Regions from separate parts of the Homo sapiens genome. Here region 2 is linked to region 1. Evidence: read pairs that join two places in POLR2A ChIA-PET (ENCODE). Cell type or tissue: CD4-positive, alpha-beta T cell. All regions are shown on one strand. Each heading gives the region's core, and the rest is flanking DNA. Links, peaks and the distances in the headings are about the cores only.

The links. Peaks named below come from ENCODE experiments on the same cell type or tissue, not always from the same donor. Only the 100,000 strongest peaks of a DNase experiment are listed, where the experiment ranks them.
Region 2: POLR2A ChIA-PET joins it to region 1 with 14 read pairs; 9 of 35 experiments call an interaction of 5 or more read pairs at or near these places.

What each region holds. Positions count from the first base shown.
Region 1 is chr16:11,351,363-11,361,216 of GRCh38, forward strand. RMI2 (RecQ mediated genome instability 2) reads left to right here. Exons shown (of 2, transcript NM_152308.3): 2 at 1-398. The region is part of intron 1 of LOC105371082 (a long non-coding RNA gene); the gene reads left to right. Among named protein-coding and RNA genes, the nearest start is that of RMI2, 11 kb to the left of the region's middle. RefSeq lists enhancers at 2,889-3,741, 3,919-4,068. In CD4-positive, alpha-beta T cell, for the core only: CTCF peaks have their summits at 5,530 (motif pointing left) and 5,755; DNase peaks (open chromatin) are centred at 3,569 and 5,509; H3K4me3 peaks cover 1,073 bases; H3K27ac peaks cover 956 bases.
Region 2 is chr16:11,219,527-11,229,579 of GRCh38, forward strand. It overlaps LOC107984859 (a long non-coding RNA gene), which reads left to right. Exons shown (of 4, transcript XR_007064984.1): 3 at 4,575-4,598; 4 at 4,696-5,438. Among named protein-coding and RNA genes, the nearest start is that of SOCS1, 32 kb to the right of the region's middle. RefSeq lists enhancers at 4,929-4,978, 5,459-5,538, 5,969-6,528. In CD4-positive, alpha-beta T cell, for the core only: no CTCF peak of the experiment used is centred there; DNase peaks (open chromatin) are centred at 4,815, 5,365, 5,645 and 6,055; H3K4me3 peaks cover 1,251 bases; H3K27ac peaks cover 3,437 bases.

The DNA.
Region 1 (9,854 bases), core at 25-8,024:
GGACACCACTCAAACATTTAGACGCAGCTCTATCCCTTTTCCTAGCTAGAGAAGGTGATGCCTTCTTCCATTACTCAGAGATGTTGAGACGTTTTCAGAATTTCTTGTTGAAATGAAAAACATCAAGATAAAGGACGCCTTTCAGGCATTAGCTAAACTTCCACTTCATAACTTTCGGCGAGACATGGTGAGCCTCCTGGTGTAGAGTTCTTTTGTCTTTGTATGGAATGACTTTTTGCTGTGATGGTTTTGAATGTTGGGTTTCTGCTGTCTGCTTAGTACCCATGCCTGAATTTTTTGAGATTGTAAATATCAAAGGAGTTAGATTGTGTTCTGACATGGTTGTAGACTTTCACCTGGATTATTGATATTCTACCTCTAATAAATTTTTAATAGGCTGTATGAGTTTTTTTTTTTAATGGACTTAAGAAAACAGTTTTAGGTGTTCAGGAAAATAGAGGAGAAACTACAGCGTTCGCATATACTCCACACACCCCACTCCCAGTTTTTCCAGCTATGAACATCTTTTATTAGGATGGTACATTTGATAAACCAACATTACATTCTTATTAACTAAAGTTTAGTTTACATTAGGCTTTATTCCTTCTCTTATACATTCTGTGGATTTTGCCAAATGCATAATAACATGTATCCACCACTACAGTATCGTCCAGAATAGCTTCACTGCCCTAAAAATCCTCTGGGTTCCCCTTATTCACCCCTCCCCACCAACCCTGACAGTCACTGATCTTTCTTTTCAGTTTTGCCTTTTCCAGAATATCATATAGTTGGATCATACAGTAAGTAATTTTTTCAGACTGGCTTCTTTCATTTACTATGCATATAAGATTCCTCCATATCTTTTTTTTTTTTTCTTTTTTAAGACAATCTCAGTCTTGCCCAGGCTGGAGTGCAAGGGCACAATCACAGCTCACCACAGCCTCAACCTCTCAGGCTCAGGATCCTCCCATCTCAGCCTCTCAGGTAGCAGGACTACAGGTGCGCATCACCTTGCCTGGTTAATTTTTTTGTATTTTTTGTAGAGACAAGGTTTTGCCATGTTGCCCAGGCTGGTCTCAAACTCCTGGGCTCAAGCAATCTTCCCATCTTGGCCTCCCAAAGTGCTGGGATTACAGGTGTGAGCCATTGTGTCTGGACTCCTCCAGGTCTTTTTGCAGCTTGTTAGCTTTTTTTTTTTTTTTTTTTTTTCAATAAATGCCCGTGCTTATTACAAGATAGAAACATGAAGAATTCCTTAGGTACTGTTTTTTTTTTTTTTTTTTTTTTTGAGACAGAGTCTAACCCTGTCACCCAGGCTGGAGTGCAGTGGTGTGATCTCTGCTCACTGCAACCTCTGCCTCCCGGGTTCAAGCGATTCTCCCGCCTCAGCCTCCTGAGTAGCTGGGATTACAGATGTGTGCCACCACACCCAGCTAATTTATTTATTTATTTATTTTGAGTTTTTTATTTTTGTTTGTTTGTTTAAGATGGGGCCTTGCCCTGTCACCCAGGCTGGCGTACAGTGGCGTGAACGTGGCTTACTGCAGCCTCAACCTCCCAAACTCAAGCAATCCTCCCATGTCATCCTCCTGAGTAGCTGGTACTACAGGCACAAATTCCTCGGCTCAAGCAATCCTCCCACCTTGGCCTCCCAAAGTGCTGGGATTACAGGTATGAGCCACCACGCCCAGCCAGCTCATTTCTTTTTATCACTGAATAATGTTCCATTGTATGGATGTACCATAGTTTTATCTAATCCACCTATTGAAGGACATCTTGACTCCAGTCTCTGATAACTATGAATAGAGCTGCTGTAAACATTCATGCCCAGGTTTTGAGTGGGTGTAAGTTTTCAGCTCATTGGGGTAAATGCCTAGGAGTGCAATTGCTGGGCCATATGGTAGACCTATGGTTAGCCTTGTAGAAACTGCCAGTCTGCTTTTGCATTCTCACCAGCAATGAAGGGGAGTCACTGTTCCACATCGTCTCCAGCACTGAGTGTTGTCAGTGTCTCGGGTGTGCTGTGCTTTTAAACTATTTTCTTTTTAAAGCCGGGCAGATTGGAAAGTATGCATCATTTTTGTTGCCCACAAGAAGCTTGTTTTGAACTGTTTTATGTTCACAGTTTGGGATTTTTCGGGCAATATTGCTGAGCTTTAACAGGAACTTTGCAGTCCTGTCAACCTGAATTTGAGCCCTTCATTTGCAAGTAACCTTGCCGTGTGACTATGAGCAAGGTACGTAACCTCTCCATTGTTCAGTTTCTTTATCTGTAAAATGCAGATTATGCCCAGCTCATAGCACTGGTGTGAGGAATAAATGAAGATGTAGATCACTTTTACATGGTATGTGACACTTGGTAGGCACCAAATCATTATTGCTGGGAGGATCAGTATGTTCTTGCTTGTCTACACACACACATACACACACACACACACGAGAGAGAGAGAGAGAGAAATTGCAAAGATAGTACAAAGAGTTCCCATATACCTGTACCCAGCTTCCCCTATTATTAACATGTTAGTATAGTGCATTTGTTAAAATTCATGAACCAATATTGAGATGTTATTAACCCAAGTCTGTACTTCATTCAGATTTCTCTGGGTTTTTCCTAATGTTCTTTCCTGTTCCAGGGTCCCATCCGGGACACCACATTCCATTTCGTCATCATGTCTCCCTAGGTGCTCTCCCTGGCTGGGTCGTTCAATCAGTTGCTTTTAATTGCATTTAAATTTAATTTTGGTGCAGACAGTGAGATCTGTTACAGAATTCTTAGGTTAAAACTTAGTCACAATGGCTGGGTGCAGTGGCTCACGCCTGTAATTGAAACACTTTGAGAGGTCGAGGCAGGCTGATCACTGGAGGCCAGGTGTTCAAGACCAGCTTGGGCAACATAGTCCCCCGTCTCTACTAAAAACACAAAAAAATTAGCCAGGCATGGTGGCACGCACCTGTAATCCCAGCTACTCTGGAGGCCGAAGCATGAGAATCTCTGGAACCTGGGAGGCGGAGGTTTCAGTGAGCCAAGATCATGCCACTGCACTCCATTCTGGACGACAGAGCCAGACTCTGTCTCAAAAACAAAAAACAAAAAAAGCAAACCTTGTTCACAAAATTATTATGGGGCACCCAGTAGTAGCCCCTGAGCTGGATGTGTGGTAGACTCCCCAGATGTTAACCTGAAGTCTGCCCTACTGTGGCGAAACCTGCTTGTGTGCTAGAAAAAAGACCCAAGCTGCCGAAAACCACCTGTACCGTATCCTGCCCCATTTGTCCTCACCCAACTTCTGGTAAGTAGTGTCCATTGAAAAATGCTAGTTGGGCTGACATGGTGGCCTGAGCAATAATGCATCTCAGGAGTCTGTTGGCGGGGTGGAGGTAGGAAAAGGAGGGCACTGTGTGTTTTTCCTGACAGTCCCCTCAGAAATGCTGGTGGCTTGGTGCTGGAAGGGTGTTGCCTCACCATGTTAGCTGAGCTGTGTGGTTTCTTTGAATGTTAACAACTTTCACTGTTTCGGCTTGAGTTTCCTCCCTGACATCACCAGATGAAAACATATGTCAGAGGTTTTGGGTTTCTGGTGCCAAATCCAAGATGGCTTATCAGCAAGCGCCCCCCGCCAGACAGTGGAGGCTGTGCTGGGGCAGAGCTGCTTCCCCTTTGACATTGGCTTTTTTCTAAAACCGAAAATAAGCAACCGTGGCTGTGACTTCACTTTTCTTGGAACTGCTTTACATTACCCCCCAAATGGAGAAAACCCTCATTTAGCAGCTTTTGGATTGCCAAGTTCTCTAATTCTTTCTGTTGCATATTCTTGTAATGCTCAAGTTTTACTGACAAAGTCTTCTGCATCAGGTGAAGCAGGAGGAGGAAGGAATGACCATGTGAAGTAACTGAGCGCTTTGTTGCCTGGCCTGTGGGTGTGTGGTTTCATGGTTGAGGAGAAAAAGCACCTGGAAGACACAGTGTGTGTAGAATGCCTTCCAGTTCCAAGGGTGACAACCCTGCGATCTGCTGGCCAGCAGATGGGCTAGGGCTGCTGTTGCTAAACATCAGGCTACAGCCGAAACTTACAGAGCAGCTGCCTGCTTCAAGGACAAGGGGAAAAATGCATTTTCAGTCATAATGACCTACATTTAGCAGATATTTCGGAGCCCGTGCGAAAGGACATCTTCAAAGGGCCTCTTCCTCCTTGTGATAAGGGAGACAGTGATGTTAGTCAAACGTGGGGCCCAGTCCTGGTCCTGCCCGTTCCTGTCTGACTTTGGCCTTGGAAGTCTGTGAAGCCGAGACAATTCATCCTTCAAAGGGTGGTACCGGGTAAGTTCTTGGGAATGGAATCCCAAGATCCACTCCTGAGAGTGGATCTTTGTAGACAGGCACATACGTTGTTCTGAAATCATCTGTTGCTATCTCTGTCCCTGTTGGAGGCGCTTCCAGTGACGTCGTGATTGTGTCCTACTTATCTCAGTATCCCTGCCCAGCATGGGGTCTTAGGTAACATACATGGGCAGTCGGTCAATGTTAGGACTGGCTGGGTTTTAGGCTAGAAGACAGAGGAAATATACAAGCAAAGGCACAGTGTCTTAAATTTACACTTGGCCCGCAGCAGTTTTCAGAAGAAAGGAGCCCCCTGCTTAGTAGCGCCTTTTGAATTGGGCCCCCTGTGTAGTTTATAGCAGGCCTGAGGGTGCTGGCTAGACTGTTGGGGAGTGCTCTTTAAGCACAGAGGAAAGATTTGGTAAAGACATAAAAGGGTGGAGGAAAAGGAGCGAGACAGCCGAGTCCAAAAAACGATTCATGTGGTTTGGGCAGAATCTGAAATGAGAGTCCTTTGAGATTGACTGAACGTCTCTTGATAAAGAAAGCAAGTTCAGCTGGGCGTGTTGGTTCATGCCTGAAATCCCAGCACTTTGGGAGGTTGAGGCGGGCAGATCACCTGGGGTCAGGAGTTCAAGACCAGCCTGGCCAACATGGTGAAACCCCATCTCTACTAAAAATACAAAAAATTAGCCGGGTGTGGTGATGTGTGTCTGTGGTCCCAGCTACTTGGGAGGCCGAGGCAGGAGAATCGCTTGAACCTGGGAGATGGAGGTTGCAGTGAGTAGAGATCGCGCCACTGCACTCCAGGCTGGGTGACAGAGAAAAACTCTGTCTCAATAAAATAAAATAAAATAAAAATAAAAGAATGCAAATTCAGCTAAGAGTTAAGTGCCAGGGCCTGTGCTGGAAGCCGTCTCATGAGTCGCTTCATTTTACTGTCCCAGTACGCCTGGGAGGTCTGTTTCCCATCCCCTTTCACAGCTGTGAAAACCGCAGCCACGGAGATGAAGTCCTTTTTCCAGGGGCATCTACCTGGCAGCCGAAGAGCCAGGTGGTGAACCAATAGGTGCCCCTTGTCGTTAAGGGCACTGTTGTTGTGGGTGGCCAGGACCAGGCCCTTCCCTAGGGCAGCTCTTCCCCAGGGCAGCTCTGGGAGCTGATGGTCTCTACACGGGCGCTGGCCCCCCCTGCTGGTCTATGCACAGAAAATGGGATGACAACCCGTCACCAGAAAACAAGGGCACAGAATGGAGCAAAGGAACAAAATGGGGCCATGAGAAACTTCACCCCTGTCTACCCAGGAGTTCTGCCCATTATGGCCAAGCCCAGGTGGGGGTGGGGAGAGTGCTGGATTTGGCAACCAGATGGGTTCTGAGGGGCTTGCAGTGGGGCCAGCCCCACTGTTCATTCAGTGGATGACCTTGGGTGGGTTATTTTCACTGCCCTTCTGATATCCATAGAGAAGGGATGACGTGGGGTCAGAGAGGTTAAATAATTCGTCTGCATGACTGTTAACTGGAATCTGGTGCTTCAAAGTTCACTTTAGTGGCCTTTCTGTCGCCAAGCACCTGCTGGGTTCCAGACTCTGGATACACGAGGTGAAGGAGACACGTGGCTGCCCCCTGTGTGCATGGTATCTTCTTGGACCTCCCATTCCTCCTTATCGTTCCTGTTTTAAGCCCGAGGAAGTCCTGTGCTTTTAAGAACTTGTGCGGTTAGATTGGGCTCACCTGGGTATCGAAGCTAATCTCCCCATCCCAATGCCCTGACTAATCCCATCTGCAAAGTCCCTTTTGCTACGTAAGGTGTATGATATTCAGAGGTTCTGGGGATTAGGGCGTGGACATCGTTGTGTGGGGAGGGACATTCTGCCTACTAGACCCCAAAGATGTGTGTTCATACCAAATACAAAATACATTCACCCTGCCCCAAGGTCTCATCCCATTATAACATCAACTGAAGAGTCCCAAATCTGCTCTCAATCTCGTCACCTAATCACCTCAATCTGGTGCTGCGGAGGCTTTGGGTATGACCCATCCTGAGCAGTTCGTCTCCCTCTGTGAACCTGGAACTCACTAAACCAGTTACCAGGCCCTAAAGTGCAGTGGGTGGCCACCTAGAGGAGCACAATCTAGTTCTGTCCCTGATCCAAGGGACCTGAGATGTAATATGGGCAAGAAAGAAAAGGAAGAAACAATGAGGCTGTACACCCAGAAATACCAAACTGCCTAGCCTCCCTTCCTCCTGCTCACACAGGACAGGGAAAGGAGTTTCTCCAAAGGGCCTGTCAGCACCGAATTCCACATCCTGTGAGCTTGGGAAGATGCCAAGCTACACGCTTTCCTCCAGCGGGTACTGCTCATTTTAGAAAGTGAGTCAGTCTGGGCGTGGTGGCTCACAGCCGTAGTCCCAGCACTTTGGGTGGCCGAGGCGGGTGGATCACCTGAAGCCAGGAATTTGTGACCAGCCTGGCCAACATGGCAAAACCCTGTCTCTACCAAAAATAGAAAAATTAGCCGGGCATGGTGGTGCACGCCTGTGGTCCCAGCTACTTGGGAGGCTGAGGCAGGAGAATCACTTGAACCCAGGAGGCGGAGGTTGCGGTGAGCCGAGATCGTTCCACTGCACTCCAGCCTGGGTGACAGAGTGCCACTGAGACTCCGTCTCAAGAGAAAAAAGAGTCAGCACCTGCCCTGGGGTCTTCCATCAGACAGCTGTGCATTACCTCAGGTGAAGGTTTTCCCAGAGCACAGCTGAGCTTGGTCATCCTGCATGTAGGACTCAGTGTTGTCAAAAGTAGTTGATTATCAGCTCCACCTGGGCTGTTTTTAACCTGGTCCCTACCCATATCTTTAATTAGGATCCACGTGCTGGGGGCTCAGGAAGTCTAAGCTTTTAGAAAGCTCTCCGGTGGGTCTCGTCATCAACCAGGCTTGGCAGCCACAGATCTACAGCTTCCTGGCCCAGAGATAGCTGGGCCACAGGAGGGGTCAGAGCTGCCCGTGGCACTGGTTGTGAACTGGTGAAGGCTTCCTCTGGTGGGGACCCTGGAGCCCTGAGTACCAGGACCAAGGGGTCCATGCATGCCCCAAGCTTCTGAGGAGGAGAAGAAAGGAAGGATGGAAAAAGCCCATGTGGAGGAACAGGGCTGCTCCACCTCTTGGACGTCCAGGGCCATCTTGATGCTGGGCCGTTGCAAGGTAGTGATATCAAGTTCCCTTTTTAAAAAGCCCGGTGGCTGGATGCAGTGGCTCACGCCTGTAATCCCAGCACTGTGGGAGGCCAAAGCGGGCAGATCACCTGAGGTCAGGAGTTCCAGACCAGCCTGGCCAACATGGTAAAACCCTGTCTCCACTAACAATACAAAAATAAGCTGGGTGTGGCGGTGGGTGCCTGTAGTCCCAGCTACTTGGGAGGCTGAGGCAGGAGAGTCGCTTGAACCCAGGAGGCGGAGCTTGCAGTGAGCTGAGATGGCGCCACTGCACTCCAGCCTGGGTGACAGAACGAGACTCCATCTCGGGGAAAAAAAAAAAAGTGAGCCCTTTTACAGAAAACTACTAAGTAAACAATAGTACAGTGGTACCTGAGTGACTGATGTTTGGGTACTTTTTCCTGATGTTCTAAAATAGAGCTGCACTGTCCAATGTGATTGTCACCAGCCTCATGGAGCTGTGGAGTACTTGGAGTGTGCTGGTGTGATAGACAGAGTGGCCAAACTTAGTAAATAAAAGTGTAGGGTGCCTCCCATTCCACCAGTGTGGGCTGTGCACAGTGACTTCCTTCCAGAATGGAAAGGGGGATGAAAGAGTAACTTTACGGTGGTGAAACCTGACAAACTGCCTCAGCCAGCTGGCCAAGGTTAACATCAAGTAATACATCACGTTAATAGCACACATGGGTAAGATGCCTGAGGCCCTGGGAGGCCAGGACTTAGAAGCCTCAAATTCCACAGCCAGTCCTCACCGCCCTCACGTGGCTCCTGCAGAGAGTAGGGACAGTGCCCTAAGGGGACTTTGGGAGTCTCATGTGACCACATGAGGTCTCTTGAAGGCCTGGAGAGGCATTTGCGGACATGGTGTCTTCCATAGGTATGACAGCCGGGGTTGGTGCTTGAGACCTCTGGTCAGAGCCTGTAATGCCACGTCATGAATTGCCACAAACTTAGCAGCTTAAAAAAACAAATGTATTAATATCTCACAGTTTCTGTGGGTCGGGGTCTGGTAGGGTGTTGTTAGGTTCTCTGCTCAGGACCTCTTCAGGCCAAAATCAAGGTGTCAGCCAGCTGAGCTCTCTTCAGGAGGCTCTGGGAAGAATCCCGAATGGGCATCCAGGCTCATCAGGCTGTTGGCAGAATTCAGTTCCTTGCAATTGTAGGGCTGAGGTCCCATTTCCTTGCCGGCTGTAAACTGGAGGCTCCTAGAGGTCCCCTCCATCTTCAGGAACGAGCCTTGAATCTGCCTCCTGCTCTCCAGCCTCTGATTTCCTGGGCCCAGGTTTAGAGAGGGCTCATGTGATTGGCTCAGGCCCCCTACCTTAAGGTCAGGTGACTTGGGACTTTACCTCTCCAGAATCACTGCACAGCAACACCTAGATTCGTGTTCGATTGAATGACTGGGGGAAGGTGTATCCAACGGGTTGGAATCGTGTCTGTGGAGGGGAAGGGGTATCTTAGAATTCTGTCCACGAGGACCTGCCTGATGGAACAGCACAATAGGGCTTCAGATCCAGACAGCATGGTTCCAATCCCAGCTTTACTACCACTCAATAAATGATTTGGGACACATAGCCTTTTTGGGCTTCCATTTCCTCACTTTGCAAAATTGAAGTAAGAACAGCCTTGTTTGCCGCCTTGTAGTCCCTACTACTCGGGAGCCTGAGGCAGGGGAATCACTTGAACCCGGGAGGCGGAGCTTGCAGTGAGCCAAGATCACACCATTGCACTGCAGCCTGGGTGACAAAGCAGGACTCCATCATACAAAAAAAAAAAACAAAAAACAAAACCAGCCTTGTTAAATTCATCCCATGTGTTGATGCACTGGCTGTAATATTCCTGCTATTATTAGTGACTTGCTCCCAGAGCTGCCCTGCCCATTGGGAGAGCTCTTCTGTCTTCCTAGGTGGAAGAATCGTGTTTTCCCTGCCTTTACCACATTCTCCGCCTCTCTGGCTGGTGTCACGGTCCTTTAAGGAGAATGAGCGCATTGACTCCAGGATCTTGGTCTCCCCAGTTTGGCGGCTGGCCCCGACTTGGCATGAGAAATAAATGTCAGTGGGAAAAATCTTTTTAAAGATGTACGTATGTAGTAAAATGCATATCCAAACACAAATGTCGTTGCACGTGTTGATGTGTCTTCAGAAACCTGGGGTAGGGAAGTTTGGTAGGTGGAAGTTACTGTCCATCTCCTTTCTCATTGCATGGCGCATGGAAGATGAGATTTTGGCTTTAGCGTTTCGCTGTGAGTGTCCTGTTTATTTCATGGTCATGGGCCTTTAGTATCAAATTTACTTGAAAACCTTATGAAATTATACAGAA
Region 2 (10,053 bases), core at 1,223-9,222, 130 kb before region 1:
TACCCAGGCTGACACGGGGTAACAAGCACTACAGACTTGGTGGGGCTGTTGGTGGAACATCCCCAGCCCCCCAGAAGTCACCAGTGCTGCCCACTGGGGGATATTTTCCATAGGACCCTTCTTAGATTTTAATACAGGAGGGAGCAGGAATGGGGGAATTAGCTTTGAAGTAATGTCCCCTTGCCTGTCACTGCCTTTTTTTTTTTTTCTTTTTTTTGAGACGGAGTCTCACTCTGTCGCCCTGGCTGGAGTGCAGTGGCATGATCTCAGCTCACTGCAACCTCCGCCTCTGAAGTTCAAGCGATTCTCCTGCCTCAGCCTCCTGAATAGCTAGGATAACAGGGGTGCACCACCACGCCTGGCTAATTTTTGTATTTTTAATAGAGATGGGGTTTCGCCATGTTGGCCAGGCTGGTCTTGAACTCCTGACCTCAAGTGATCCTCCTAACTTAACCTCCCAAAGTGCTGGGATTACAGGCATGAGCCACTGCACCCAGCCTGCCACTGCCTTTTGTATAGAAGTGTTCCAGACTAGTTTGTGCTTTCTAAAGGCTGAGTGTAAGGGAATGTGTGGTGTATGTTCATAGTAGGTGTGTGATAACATGTGAATATATGCATGCGGGGTATTTGTGCGAGTGTGGAAGTGTGTAAGCGTGTGTGTGAGAATGCATGGCATATGTATATTGTATAAGAGTGTGTGGTGTATGAGATGTATGGTGTGTGTTTGCGAGGGTGTAATGTGTTTGGGCGTAGCATGTGTGTGAATGCATTTGTGTGAGTGTGTGTATGCTTGAGTGTGTATGGGTGTGTGGTGAGTGTGAGAGGGGCTGCAGGATGAGAGTCGGATTCTCCATCTATGCTTCTCATATAGAGCTCCAGAAGGTCCTTTTGAGAAATCCCCAAACCACAGCCTGCTGGGCCCTGTGTCAGGGCAGAGTCGGGGCCGGGGTCCAGGTGGGCTGAGGTTTTTCAACTCGAGACTAAGCTCCTTCTGCTGGGTGTGTGACCTTGGCAGCCCATGAGACCCCTTCTTCTGTGCTTCAGTTTCTGTTCGGTGTTTTGTTTTGTTTTGTTTTGTTTTGTTTTGTTTTGTTTTGTTTTGTTTTTGAGATAGGATTTCATTCTGTTGCCCAGGCTGGAGTGCAGTGGCACAATCATAACTCACTGCAGCCTTGACCTCCTGGGCTCAAGCCATCCTTTTGCCTCAGCCTCCTGAGTAGCTGGGACTAAGGGTGCACAACAGCTAATTTTAAAAATTATTTTTAGTAGAGACGGAGTCTCACTATGTTGCCCAGGCTGGTCTCCAACTCCTGGGCTCAGGTGATCCTCCCACCTCAGACTGACAAAGTGCTGGGATTACAGGCATAAGCCACCATGCCCTGCCTGTGCCTTGGTAAATGGGGGTAAAATGGGGGGTAATCACTGGACTTCCTAGGATGGTTGTGATGTGAGTGCTTGGCCCAGGGCTTGGGGTGGTGGAAGGCATTAGCCACCTATTATTATCAACTCTGGCTATTTATGTTGCTATTTTCTCTCATCATTATATTTACTTCATCTAAAGAAGTGACAGTGGCCCTCAAGAGGAGGATGAAAATCAGCAGGGCTGGCCGTACGGAGTGTTGTTCAGGATGGGGAAGCCCAGCGACTCTCAGGTGCCACTATGGGCAATGGAAGTCATTCAACCCATCTGAAATATGAACGGTGTCCACAAAAGCTAACCATACACATACCCTATACCCAGCAATCCCAGTCCTGGGCAAAAACCTGGAGAAACGAGGCACCTGCCCACCACAGGCCTGCACATGCAGCATGGCTCAGGATAGCCCCCAAGGGGAGACAAATCCAATGTCCACCAACAGGGTCATGGAGAAATAAAGTGTGAAAGAGGAGCCGGGCGCAGTGGCTCACGCCTGTAATCCCAGCACTTTGGGAGGCTAAGACAGGGGGATCACTTGAGGCCAGGAGTTCGAGACCAGCCTGGCCAACATGGGGAAACCCTGTCTCTACTAAAAATACAAAAATTAGCCAGGTGTGGTGGCGGGTGCCTGTAATCCCAGCTACTCAGGCGGCTGAGGCAGGAGAATCACTTGAACCCGGGAGGTGGAGGCTGCAGTGAGCTGAGATTGCACCACTGCACTCCAGCCTGGGTGATGACAGAGTGAGACTCCTTCTCAATAAAAAAGTAAAATACAATAAAAATAAAGTGTGAAACAGCCATGCAGTGGAATACCACTCAGCAATGCAAAAGAACAAACTCCTGCCGTACACGATGTGAATGAAACTCACAGACATGGCGTTGAGGGAATGAGATGAGCTAGAAAACATCCCCACTGTCCACTTTCACTCATCTGAAGCAACAGGCTAAACTCATCAATAGTGTCAAAAGTCAGAGGAGGGGCTGCCTCTGGCCAGGAGGTGGGGAGGGTCTGAGGGACCGTGCTAGAGACGCCCTGGACCTCAGTCTGGGTGGTGCCTCTGTGGGCATAAAACTATGTCAGAACTCACCAAGTTGGACACTCAGATGCGTGCATGTAAGTGATTGTGTTTTCCCTTGATAAACACTTTTTTATGACACAGAGTCTCCCTCTGTCACCCAGACTGGAATGCAGTGGCACCATCGTAGGCCACTGCAGCCTCAAACTCCTGTGCTCAAACGATCCTCCAACCTCAGCCTCCCTGGTAGCTGGGACTACAGGCATGCACCACCATACCTGGTTAATTTTTGTATTTTTAGTAGAAACAGGGTCTTGCTATATTACCCAGGTTGGTCTGAAACTCCTAGACTCAAGCGACCCTCCTGCCTTGGCCTCCCAAAGTGCTGGGATTACAGGCATGAGCCCCTGTACCCAGCCGATAAACACTTTTTGAAGTCCTTTTTTTTTTTTTTAAAGTAATGAATGGATTGTAGGAATCATGGTAATAAAAGACTGATTCATGCTACATAAAGTGGATGAACTTGAAAATATGTTGAGTGAAAGAAGTCAGACACAAAAGGCCACTTACTGTATGATTCCATTTATATGAAATGTCCAGAATAGGCAAATCCACAGAAGAAGAAAGTGGATTAGGGTTGGCCGGGCACGGTGGCTCACGCCTGTAATCCCAGCACTTTGGGAGGCCAAGGCGGGTGGATCACAAGGTCAGGAGATCGAGACCATCCTGGCTAACACGGTGAAACCCCGTCTCTACTAAAAAATACAAAAAATTAGCCGGGCGTGGTGACGGGCCCCTTTAGTCCCAGCTACTCGGGAGGCTGAGGCAGGAGAATGGCGTGAACCTGGGAGATGGAGCTTGCAGTGAGCTGAGACGGCGCCACTGCATTCCAGCCTGGGCGACAAAGCGAGAATCTGTCTCAAAAAAAGAAAGAGAGAGAGAGAGAGAAGGAAGGAAGGAAGGAAGGAAGGAATTAAGGAAGGAAGGAAAGAAGGAAGGAAGGAAGAAAGAAAGAAAGAAAGAAAGAAACAAAGAAAAGAAAGAAAGAAAGAAAAGAAAAAGAAAGAAAAGAAAGAAAGGAAAGAAAGAAAGAAAAAGAAAGAAAGAAAGAAAGGAAAGAAAAAGAAAGAAAGAGAAAAAGAAAGAAAGAAAGAAAGAAAGAAAGAAAGAAAGAAAGAAAGAAAGAAAGAAAGAAAGAAAGAAAGAAAGATAGATTAGGGTTTACCAGGGGCTGGGACAAGGGCGGTTGGGCGGGTGACTGCTATGAATATGGGGTTGTATTTTAGGGTGGGGAAAACATTCTGGAACTAGACTGATGGTTATATAACACTGTGAACGTACTAAATGCTACCTAACTGTACTTTAAATTGGTGATTTTTATGTGATGTGTATTTTACCACCTTTTTCTTTCTTTCTTTCTTTTTTGGAGACAGATTCTCACTCTGTCACCCAGACTTAAGTGCAGTGGCATGATCTCAGCTCACTGCAACCTCTGCCTCCCAGGTTCAAGCTATTTTCATGCCTCAGCCTCCCGAGTAGCTGGAATTACAGGTGTGTGCCACCACACCCAGCTAATTATTGTATTTTTAGTAGAGATGGGGTTTCACCACGTTGACTAGGCTGGTCTCAAACTCCTGACCTGAAGCAATTCTTCCACCTCAGCCTTGCGAAATTCTAGGATTACAGGCATGAGCCACTGTGCCTAGATGCCACCATTTGTTTTAAAGTAATTAATGGGGCTGGGTGCAGTGGCTCATGCCTGTAATCCCAGCACTTTGGGAGGCCGAAGCGGGCAGATCACCTGAGGTCAGGAGTTCGAGACCAGCCTGGCCAACATGGTGAAACCCCATCTCTACTAAAAATACAAAAATTAGCCAGGCGTGTTGGCATGCACCTGTAATTTCAGCTACTCGGGAGGCTGAGGCAGGAGAATGGTTTGAACCCTGGAGGTGGAGGTTGCAGTGAGCCAAGATGACGCCACTGCACTCCAGCCTGGGGGACAGGTGAGACTCCATCTCAGGAAAATAAATAAATAAAAATAAATAAATAAAGTAATTAATGGTAAAACAAAAAAAGTTGAACTTTGCTCTGAATCTTCACAGTATGCCTACATGTGGTGCCCTATTTTCTCTGTTTTGCAGGTGGGGAAGCTGAGGCCCAGAGAGGTGAGTGGCATGTCCGAAGCAGCCCAGCGCAGGGTGCGAGGTAGGCAGGGCTGGGCCCCCGGGCCTTCCCTGTGAACCATCTGCCCGCCGGTTGCAGGAGGCAGTTCCTGGAAAGCAAGCGGGCCGAGTTCCTCACAGAGATCAGAAGAGCAACAAGATCTCCAGGCCAGGGCAGAGGTCCCCGCCCTGGATGCTGGTGACACTTCCCCTGGGCGGGAGGGGCTGGGAGCATGCAGATCTCAGCCCTGAACAGCCTGTCCTCTCGCCTCGAGGTTCTTGGTAGGCTGGGAACAGCCTGTCCTGCTGAGCTTCCTGTCACCTCTCTAGCTGCCCACACGCCGCACAGCTGCCACCGCCGGCCCTGGCCCGGGAGAGGGGGGTCTCTGGGGATCTTAGCAGGCCATGGTGGGGGTGTCTTGGGGCCAGCCTGAACTGAAAGACCATCACAGCTTGCAAGCCACCTCCCTGCTCTGTTGCTGGCTCTCCTTGAAGACAAGTGTTTTTCAATTAACCAAAGCGGTGCATGGCAATGTGATAGGGGAATGAAACACAGCAACAGAATCAATGCCCCACGCTGGGCAATAGCCGACTTTCTGTTCGCTCCCATCCCTTCCTTCCCTCCCCGCCTCCTTCCCCTGCTCCTTCCATTCCACAAACATTTATTGAGCACCCGCTGTGTGCCAGCCACTGTTCTAGGCCCTGAAGACACAGAAGTGAACAAAAAAAAAGAGTCCCTGTGCACATCCTGGAGGGACTTTCCCCGTGTGTGTGTGTGTGTGTGTGTGTGTGTGTCTATACAGTGTATGGAGACAGTGGATAATAAAAGCTGTTTATGAGGCACTTTCTCTGAGCTGTTCCATGTGCTTCACTTATACTCATTCAGCTAATCCTCAGGACACCCCCGTGAAGTCAGTGATATTAGTCACAGAGGCCCAGAGAAGTGAAGTGACTTGCCCAAGGTCACACAGCCAGCAAGAGGCCAAGCCCGGATTGAACCCCAGCCGCCTGGCTCTGGAGCCTGCAGCATAACCACAGCAGGGAACTGCCACCGGAGACAGACATCGACAGCCACTAGGAGATGTTAACCAACAGGCTTGTCTTCACGGCACGGCCCCCGCTTCACCAGCTGCACTGTTTGATGAGCTTTGCAGGTCCCAGATCTTATAAGCTCATGGTGATTGATCCAAATGATGCAGAGGTCGGCCTAAAGTTAGAAGTGGGCCCCTCTCTGCCCCAAGACAGCCCTTCACCCCAATTCCATTCCCACAGTTTGGGCATCCACCCAGGCTGCCAAGCCAAGCGGGGGCTGCCCGGGTTAGCAGGGACCTGGCCATGGGCCTCCTCAGCTAGGGGCCGCCTCTCTGAGGAGTGGGTGCCCCGCCCCTCCGTGGGCCGCCTGGTTTCTCTTATTGGCAGCGTCTGTAGTCCCCTGGCTCTGTCACCCGCAGCTATTCTAGGCCTCTGGTTCCTTTCACTTTCTGCTCTGCGTCTTCCTGCCTCGGTGGTTCCCCACCATCCAGCCTGAGACCTCCCCGTTGCCCGCCCTGGGTTTCTGTCTGCTCCTCTCCGTGGTGGCCGGCCCTGGCTCTGCCCCAAAGCCATGGAGAAGGCCAAATGCAGGCTGTAGAAAGGTCTGGGATCAGATCCCCCCATCCTTCCATGGCCACGTGACCGGGCCCGCCTCTTCCCTCTGAGCCTCACATCCTCATCTGAAGAGGGAATGCTGCTCATGCCCACCTTGCGGGGATGTGGGGAGGGGGTGCTGCCAGTGGAGACTCCCAGGGGACCCTCCAGGAGTCTCATCCTGACTCGAGACTGGGCACCTGGTGGGGGCACAGGCCCCCTCTCCCGCCATGGGACCGCCACATCCAGGCTCTCGTGGGTTGAGATGCTGAGGAAAGGAAAGAACAAAACCTGCTGGAGGAGCAGCGAACACGGCCCTCAGCTGGGTGACCTTGGGCAAGTCACTTCCCCTCTCTGGGCCTCAGTTTCCATATCTGTGAATGAGGCAGCTGGACTGAAGAATAGAGAGTCACAAAGCAGAGTGACACAAACTGGGCTACAGGAAACCCTGGAGGCCCTCGACCCAGGCTGGGGCCGGGGATGGTTCTGCAAAGCCTCTTGGGAGAGGGTTGCCTGAGCTGAGTCTCCAAACAGAACAGTGGCCTTAAGTCACGGGAGATGAGCCAGAGCAGTCCAGAGGGCACGGTCAGCACATGCTAAGGTCCTGGGGCACAGAGTACAGGGCTTGAGAAGGGTTCCTCTTGCTCCATGTGACTTTCATCATCCAACAGCCTGTGGTGGCACTTGCCTGTATCCCAGCTATCTAGGAGGCTGAGGTGGGAGGATTGCTTGAGTCTGAGAGGTCGGGCTTGTTCTCCCGGTGTTGGCAGAGTCCAGAGGGAGCAAGTGGAAGCCACAGGTGTCTTGAGGCCTAGGCTGAGATCTAGCACATCACCGCGTCACTTCATCCCTTCATTTCATCCTATTGGCCAAAGCAGCCCAATTCTAGGGATGGGGATCTAGACTCAACTTCTTGATGGGAGAAGTAGCAAAGTCACACTGCCAAGGGCAGGGACACAGGGAGGGATGAAGAGTTAGGAATGGTTTTTCTTTTTCTTTTCTTTCTTTCTTTTTTTTTTTTTTTTTTTTGAAACAGTCTTGCTTTGTCACCCAGGCTGGAGTGCATTGTCGTAAGCTCACTGCAACCTCCACCTCCCGGGTTCAATCTATTCTCCTTCCTCAGCCTCCCAAGTAGCTGGGACTACGGGTGCCTGCCACCACGCCTGGCTAATTTTTGTATTTTTAGTAGAGGCAGGGTTTCACCATGTTGGCCAGGCTGGTCTCGAACTTCTGTCTTCAAATGAATTGCTCACCACAGCCTTCCAAAGTGTTGAGATTACAGGCGTGAGCCACTGCGCCTGGCAGGGCTGGTTTTTCAATCACTCTGATGAACTCCCCAACAATCATCCCTTGTCAATTAAGTTCCAGGCCAATCAAGGTGGCTCACACCTGTAATCCCAACACTTTGGGAGGCTGAGACGGGAGGACGTCTTGAGCCCAGGAGTTTGAGACCAGCCTGGACATCATGGTGAGACCCTGTCTCTACAAAAAATAAAAAATTAACCGGGTGTGGTGGTGCTTCCCTGTATCCCAGCTATCTGGGAGGCTGAGGTGGGAGGATTGCTTGAGTCTGAGAGGTCGAGGCTGCAGTGAACTGTGATCACTCTAATGTACTCCAGCCTGGGAGACAGAGTGAGACCCTGTCTCAAAAAAAACTTCCAGTTCCTGGTCACTGACTTTCTTTTCTTTTTTTTTTTTTTTTTTTTGAGACAGAGTTTTGCTCTTGTTGCCCAGGCTGGAGTGCAATGGCGCGATCTCGGCTCACCGCAACCTCCGCCTCCCAGGTTCAAGCAATTCTCCCGCCTCAGCCTCCTGAGTAGCTGGGATTACAGGCAGGCACCACCATGCCTGGCTAATTTTTTTTGTATTTTTAGTAGAGACGGGATTTCTCCATGTTGGTCAGGCTGGTCTTGAACTCCTGACCTCAGGTGATCCGCCCACCTCGGCCTCCCAAAGTGCTGGGATTACAGGTGTGAGCCACCGCGCCCGGCTAGGTCACTGACTTTCAACAATGGGCAGGTAACTCAATTCTGGCCAATGAGACATGAAGAAAGCTTTCCTTGCTCCTAAGGGAAGCCCCAGGGAGAGACATGGTTTTCTGTTCTTCCTGATGTGGTGGCTGAAACTTCACTGGCCCTCTTAGGACTGACCTCAGATAAAACCAACAGCGAGATATCAGCTGAAAGATGGAAGGAAAATGAACTTGGATTTCCTATTGAACAAGATATTACATGTCCAGATTCTTCCTTTTTTTTTTTTTTTAAGAGATGGGGTCTTGTTCTATCATCCAGGCTGGAGTGCAGTGGTGTGATCATAGCTCACTATAGCCTCGATCTCCTGTCCTCAAGTAATCCTCCCACTCTGGCCTCCCAAAGCACTAGGATTACGGATGTGAGCCACCACACCTGGCCCATTTCCAGATCCTTTTTAAAAAAATATTTTTTAAAGTAGAGACACGGTCTCACTATGTTGCCTAGGCTGGTCTTGAACTCCTGGCCTCAACGATCCTCCTGCCTAAACCTCCCAAAGTGCTGGGATTACAGGTGTGAGCCGCACATGCTTGGCCCATTTCCAGATTCTTTAAGCCGGTTTACATCAGGATTCCTTTTACTTGACCCCGAAGACATCCTTAATGATGCCTCTGGTTATTTTGGTCTTTGTGAGCCGTGTCTGCCTGACTGTGCCAGGTCAGAGCTTGAGAGCTCCAGGCTTTTCTCCCAATGATGTTGGAGGGTCCCAGGTGCAGCCCCAAGCTTCTGCCCTTCATATACAGGGACCTCCCGTCTGCCCACTGTACCAAGGCCTCTCAGCCCCCACGGCCAAACCAGCAGTCACGATCCTGGATTCAGGAGACAGACCTGGGTTCTGGTGAATTGGACTCCACCCTTTGTCACTGTGCAACATCAGGTAAGTCTTCTAACCTCTCTTAGCCGTAGGTGGCTCTTCCACAAAACGAAGTAGTCAAACCTACATTTGCATGGTTCATACTTCATGACAGCACATTGAAAATGTTGAAAAATCTCTCTCTGGCAATTAAAATTTGCATCTCTGGGTTTTCATGGTTTCCAATGTGCTTCTTAGTCTCTCAATAATAACAACAGCAGCAACAGTAATAGTAACAGCCAGCAATTAGGGAGCACCTGCTCCGCGCCAGGCACACTGCAGATGGTCGTGCATGCACCATCTCATTTAAAATCTTCTGTGCTCAGGACACTCCCGTCCTACTCTGCCTCAAAGCCTCGCTCCTTTCCAGGACCCATGGTCTGTGCGTGATCTGATTCTACTCCTCACCTCTCCATCCTCACCTCTGACTTCTCACCCCTCACGCATGCTGCAGCAGCCACACTGACCTTTCTTTGAACACACTGGGAACAGTCCTACCTCAGGCCCTTGGCACCTGCTCTTCCACCTGCCTGAAAGGCTCTACGTCCAGATGGGCAGCTTGCTCATCCCTTCCAGCTCCCAGCTTCTTGGAGAAGGCTTCCCTAGCCATCATAATAAAATACCAACCCACACCTGGCACCTCCTAGCCACACCCCACCCGCCACTGCCTGCTTTACTTTACTTCCCTCTGACATACTGATTTTTTGTTTGTTAGTTTTTTGCTTTTGCTTGTTTTGTTTTTGAGACAGGTTCTTGCTCCATCACCCAGGCTGGAGTGCAGTGGCATGATCTTGGCTCACTGCAGCCTCAGCCTCTCCAACTCAAGCAATCCTCCCACCTCAGCTTCCAGAGTAGTTGGGACCACAGGCGCACACCACCACACCCAGCTAATTTTTAAAATAATTTTTGTACAAACGGAGCCTTGCTGTGTTACCCAGGTTGGTCTCAA